Regions from separate parts of the Homo sapiens genome. Here region 1 is linked to region 2. Evidence: read pairs that join two places in POLR2A ChIA-PET (ENCODE). Cell type or tissue: HepG2. All regions are shown on one strand. Each heading gives the region's core, and the rest is flanking DNA. Links, peaks and the distances in the headings are about the cores only. Region 1 overlaps MRTFB (myocardin related transcription factor B). Region 2 overlaps PARN (poly(A)-specific ribonuclease).

What was found. ChIA-PET counts read pairs that join two places held together with the same protein. Peaks named below come from ENCODE experiments on the same cell type or tissue, not always from the same donor. Only the 100,000 strongest peaks of a DNase experiment are listed, where the experiment ranks them.
Region 1: POLR2A ChIA-PET joins it to region 2 with 6 read pairs; 1 of 35 experiments calls an interaction of 5 or more read pairs at or near these places.

What each region holds. Positions count from the first base shown.
Region 1 is chr16:14,248,265-14,251,180 of GRCh38, reverse strand. MRTFB (myocardin related transcription factor B) reads right to left here. Exons shown (of 17, transcript NM_001308142.2): 13 at 2,100-2,255. Among named protein-coding and RNA genes, the nearest start is that of TRT-CGT2-1, 36 kb to the left of the region's middle. In HepG2, for the core only: a CTCF peak has its summit at 1,461 (motif pointing left); a DNase peak (open chromatin) is centred at 1,460.
Region 2 is chr16:14,496,922-14,499,837 of GRCh38, reverse strand. All of the region lies in intron 21 of PARN (poly(A)-specific ribonuclease), which reads left to right. Among named protein-coding and RNA genes, the nearest start is that of LINC03107, 70 kb to the right of the region's middle. RefSeq lists a cis regulatory region at 1,667-1,677 and an enhancer at 1,600-1,744. In HepG2, for the core only: no CTCF peak of the experiment used is centred there; DNase peaks (open chromatin) are centred at 1,617 and 2,077.

The sequences.
Region 1 (2,916 bases), core at 320-2,819, 250 kb after region 2:
ATGGTCTCAATCTCCTGACCTCGTGATCCACCCGCCTCGGCCTCCCAAAGTGCTGGGATTACAGGCTTGAGCCACCGCGCCCGGCCTACTCTCAAGTCTTCAATGGCCATGACTAAGCTAATAATCCCAAGCCACTGCTCTACTTCCAACCTTGCTCCCAGGCGTCAAAGCCACTTACATCATCATCTTAGGTATCTCAAATTTAAAATATTCCAAACGATTTTTCTCCTTTTTCCCATTACCCCCTGCCTCTCAGCTTCTGAGGGAAAATAATTCTTGGTTCTGCTTTTTTTAAAACTTAGGTAAATAGGACTATCAGTCAACTCTGCTTTCTCCCTCAGTGTTCACACATCTCAGCGACGCCGCTTGAATCTGCCTCTGCTCTCTGCTGTCCTGCGCCTGGCCTTCACTATCTATCACAGGGATTCTGCAGCAGCCTTGCGGCATAGACCCCCTGCCACAACGTGTTCTCAAGGCATGGCCCCTACCACACTCCTTGGCTCTCCTGATTTGGGTAAAACCCTAATCTTTGGCTGGCATGTAAGCTTCTTACTACCTGGCCCCCTTTCCATCCTACCTAAAACCTCAACCTGCTGTGGTCACACTCAATTTTCCAGTTTCTTGAAAATGTCTTCAAATACAAGCAAGGCCCCATGTAAAACTGGTCCCCTTTGGAGAGGCTGTTTTCTGTTCCAACAGGCAAAGGTGAGAACTTCTTGCTGTGGAACTCCAAAATGTTTTGTTTAGCACCTCCATCAAGAGCCACAAGTTTTAGGGTCTTTTACAAATATGTGGCCATACTGCTGATATTGTAACTGTATTTCATAGAACTTGGTTTGCTCAAAAATACTTAACACGTTCTATACCACTAATATTCTAAAAAACCTCTGTATTTCATAAGCAGGAAAGTCTATGTGTATATACCTCAAACAGTACAATCTCCATGGTGATGAGTTCTGTAAATATACTCCTATTTGAAAAAATTAATTTTCCTTAAATTTGGTAAAAAATTACTTCCTTTAAACTAGAAGTAATGATTCCTAATTCTAGTGTTTACAGACTTAGTGAAAAAGCCCTTATTTATCCTATCTACATATTATTTTTTCCTTTCCTCCCTAAAACAAATTGTCTTAACATTGGAACATTTACTAAGCTTTTAATTACACTAAAATGGTATTTCGAGCTTTCCCCAAACTCAGTAACATACAACCATGATTCCTCTCGCAGAGGAGATTCTGAAGCAGCACACGTGTTACATGTGACTGCAGCTGTCCCCAAAGCTGGTTTCACCCAGACAGTTCACACTATCCTGAGGCAGATCACAGGCACAACTCATTACCTGGGTTCTTTCATGTTGAAGAGTAAAACTCTGGGATTAATAATTTTCAAGGTTTAAAAGAGTAAGACCTATTTTTGAGGCATAAGATTTTTCTGGCAAGGAGATGTGCACATAGCTCCACCTACTGGCTACCGGGGAATGCGGGAGAATTTTTTTGGTAGTTATTTGTGTAGAGGACACTGAATCCTAGACCACCAACTTCATTTTAAAGATGAGGTAACTGACTCTCAGAGAAGGTAAGTGAATTCTGCATGAGGCCAAACACCTAGGCAATGGTGAACTGGAATTGATAAGACCTTCTGGGCTCTTAATCTGAGATGGCAAAGTCTTACAAATGTATTTCAAGATCTTACTCAGCATAAACATTTTGGGAGTATCTTTTTCATCTTCAAATACCTTTTCCAAGGGAACAGCATATCTTTTTTTCCACAGTATGTTTAATTTGAAAACATTTATTTTAAAATTCAGTAAATTTAATATATGAGGATTGAAAACAAATACTTTTGAAACTTTCCCTTGGAAAAGGGGTTAACTGCGAAGGCGAGCTATCTTTCAGTAATGAAAAGGTCTTTCTCCATTCCAAATAACTGGGAAATCTGCAGCCAAATGGCATCTGACCTAAGGCTCATTCTATGGGAGATGGATCACAGAAAAGAATGAACAGGAACTTCCCAGGGCGTTTACAAAGATGCTTGTTGAATGGATGATCGGAGGATGGTAAAAATCAGCGACATTCTATTGCTCCTTGGCATTTACAAACCTTTCTGACTTGTTGAGGCTGACTGAGCACATGCTGCGGGAACGTGTCTTGTGTCTGAGGTACAGTTGGGGCCAAGCCTGAGGCCAAGGCAGCAGTTGGTATTTGTGCAGCAGTTGCTATCTGAGGCTGAGTCTGCATTCCTGCTTGTGGTGAAGTCTAGGAGGTGAATTGAAAAAAACATCAATTTAATTGTCAGAATCAAAGTTAGAAATCAGAACTTAGGTGTAGAATCACTGGTCACTTGGGGATTGTATCTAAATGAAATAAGACCAAGGTTACAGATACACACTTCATCTGCACAGAAATCTGAACTTTAATGATTCTAAACCAGAGAGGGAAACATCAGACCAGTCACTGCATGCTCTTATTATTCCTAAGTAGCTAAGATTTTTCATTTGAAAATTTTGAGAAAATGGAAATGGAAATAATAAGAACCTAAGGCAGTTCTACACATAATAGCTCAGGTACTGTAATACTTGAATAACAGCAAGGCAACTCGTGAGACCTAACTGTCCCAATTGCTGCTTGCAAGCGGTGTGTGCATTCCCTAGGGAGAGCCAGCAATGGGGCCAGGGCGCCCTCAGACCCAAGGATAAAAACACGGTTCTCGTTTCTACTACAGCAATGGAAGATTTGGACCAAAAAATTTAAGGATTTATTATGGAATAGACTTTCAATTTCACAGATACCCTAAAGATAAAACAGAGGAATCAGAATTTTTGCATCTGCCAAAGGGTCTGTGGGCCCTGCCTCCTAACCACAGGGGTACGAGATGATTCCTCTCGCCTGTTTCAGGTATTTGGGTGTCGAGGCTGAG
Region 2 (2,916 bases), core at 286-2,785:
GGGTTCCCTTTGTTTCCCAGGCTGGACTTGAACTCCTGGGCTCAAGTGATCCTCCTGCCTCCTCCTCCTGAGTAGCTGGGATTACAGGCACGTGCCACTGCACCTGGCTTGTTTTAGTTTTTTACATTTCTCTCTTTTGGCTTGACTTTTTTATCTAACCAGTTGGTTTTTACAATGAATGTTTAAATAGACAAAAAAGCTCTACACTTTTAGAATGTAGAAAGCAAAATGAATATTTAGAACAATTTAGAGATTTAATGACTTGAGTCTGGAAAGCTGAACAATGTCAATATCACTTTTTTAAAAATCGTATTCTCCTGCTGGCAAAGAATTTCACAGATCCTTTTAATGTCCAGGAGTGGTGAAGAACTTGTTACTTCTTTGAATTTTGGGAGTTGCCACCTTCTATTAATAAAAGCAGTTCCTCAGCAAATGGGAAAAGTTCGCTCTCCCTGATTCCCCTGCAGGCTCACTGTCTCCTTCCACTTCCTCTCTCTGTCCCGCTCTCTCCCTCTCCCTACTTTCTCCTTCTCCCATCCCCCTGTATTACCTGTGTTAGACTCAAGAGTAATGTCACTCAGCATGCTTCCTCTCCTAGCAGCCTAACCTGCTCCAGTTCAGACCTGAATGCTGTCTTTAGGTCTGGTGTCAGCAGCAACAGCCCCCGTAACAGGGAAGCAGCTTACTTAAGGAAAAAGAAAATAAAGAGCTGGAATAGTCCTCCTAAGATCCCAAATCCACAAGGAAGTGATGTGGTCATTTAAAAGCAGAAACAACAATACAAGTGTAGAATCATTGTGTTAAATGCCCAGGCAGGATGGGACTTCAAAATCAAAACAATTCTTACTCAGATTTGCGCCACCATTTGGGGACATTTGGTGACCTTCAGGGTTTCAGCGTGTAGGGTCTAGACAGAACTCACCAATGAAATAAATTAGTCATTGAGCACATCATCTCATCAAGGCAAAGCGTAAAATTGATGTGGAAAATAAAAATAACATCCTCATTCTTTATCCATTTCCCTTTTGGAGAAGTGTAACTCTTTTTCGAAGTCAAATATTGCCAGTTACAACAAGTAAATTTCATCGTCCCAAGGCAACCCATAGTCTGGAGAGAGGATTTCATTCCCTTCCTTTAAAATAAACTGTTCTCTCTCCACAGAGGATGGGAAGCACAGGCACAGGGCTCCATGAAGGCACGGAGGAGCTGGCCTGGTGTTCAAGGAGGTGGTGTTGGCATTTTTTCAAACCTTCTTGGTGGTGACAGATCGTGTATGATGTGTCCTGGAGCTGCTCTGCATCTGTAGGTGGATTGCAGGGCTAGCAGGTGGGAAGAGGTGAGAGGCAGGCCTAGGAAGAGGACTCATGTTCATAGCGCAGCATCCTGGCACCATCAGGAAAGTGCTGAGTGCTTCCAATGCTAGGAGCATGGCAAGGGACGGTTAAAGGGAACCAGAGACAAAATTGTCCCATTTACTATTGATACGGAATTTCTGTGACTCTCTAATAGGTTGGGAGAGGCTGCTTTTGGTGACAGACACCCTCCCTCCCAGGGGCCATGACTCACCTCGCAGGTGAGCTAGCTCAGCTCTGCCTGGCTGCCCATCATTCTCTTTCTCTCTCCAGTTCCCCTCCTCTCCTCCGGGGTTTCACTGGGTTAATGAATAAGCTGAGTCATGAGGTATAAGTAAATTCTTTTTTTTTTTTTTTTTTTTTGAGATGGAGTCTCTCTCTATTGCCAGGCTGGAGTGCAGTGGCACCATCTTGGCTCACTGCAACCTCCGACTCCCTGGTTCAAGCCATTCTCCTGCCTCAGCCTTCTGAGTAGCTGGGATTACAGGCACATGCCACCACACCCAGCTCATTTCTGTATTTTTAGTAGAAACAGGGTTTCATCATGTTGGCCAGGATGGTCTCTTGCTCTCATGTCCTTGTGATCCACCTGCCTTGGCCTCCCAAAGTACTGGGGTTACAGGTGTGAGCCACCGCACCCGGCCAGTAAATTCTTTTATCAGATGAAAACCACTTCAAAACATCCACAGAGACACAGTTAATGAAAGTGTAAATAGTGCAGCCCTTAATGAAAGTGTAAATAGTGCAGCCCAGCAGCTCCTATATTAGCTTATACACAAACAGACTAAGCTTTTCAACCACTGAAACCTGTAAGCCTTAAAATATGTGCTGCTCTGTCAGGCTGTTTGCGTATGTGGCTATGGGAAGTAGAAGAAACATGGAGCACTGTGCTTTATCACCGTATCACTAATGTTGTGGCAGATTTAATACTTCATAAACAGCCCAACAAGTTGCCAAAGTTAGCTAGGTCCAAAAGTGTTGTCTTGATGCAGGTGGTGTGTGTGCCTATTAGGTATATATTTGTACCTGGCATCTGAAGTTCCTGAGAACTAGTCCAGGTGAAAGGACCCAACTTGAATCTGTAGATGCAGCCACTACCTCCAGCCAGTGCTTCAGTTACACGCAGGCTGTGAAGAGATTGTGTCCTAAACGTTCTTTTGTTGATTAACCTTTTAGAACACAAAGCACATTGTCACATAGAAATGCTGTTTTGAATGGTGGGTGTCAATGAGCTGTGTTGTGTTATAGAGTTCAGGTCAGGCAGGGCTTGTTTAGTGGGTCAGGAAATCAATGCTGGTAGATACCAGCATTTAAAAAAAAGAGGGGAGAAAGTCGAAGAAAAGGACGTATGAGAGTGGGTTTCATGTAGTAAAAGTAGGTATTGTTTAGTGATACTGTTGCAATTTAAAACCTATTGCAGGCTGTATGCTGGCATTAAATTGGGAATCCCTCAGGCAGGGGAAGGGGCGTCAACAACGGGTTAAATACTGGCTGTGCACGGCAGTCCAGCACGGTGACATCAGGCAAGTTATTTTAACATGTCTCAGGCACTGTTCTGTCGTAT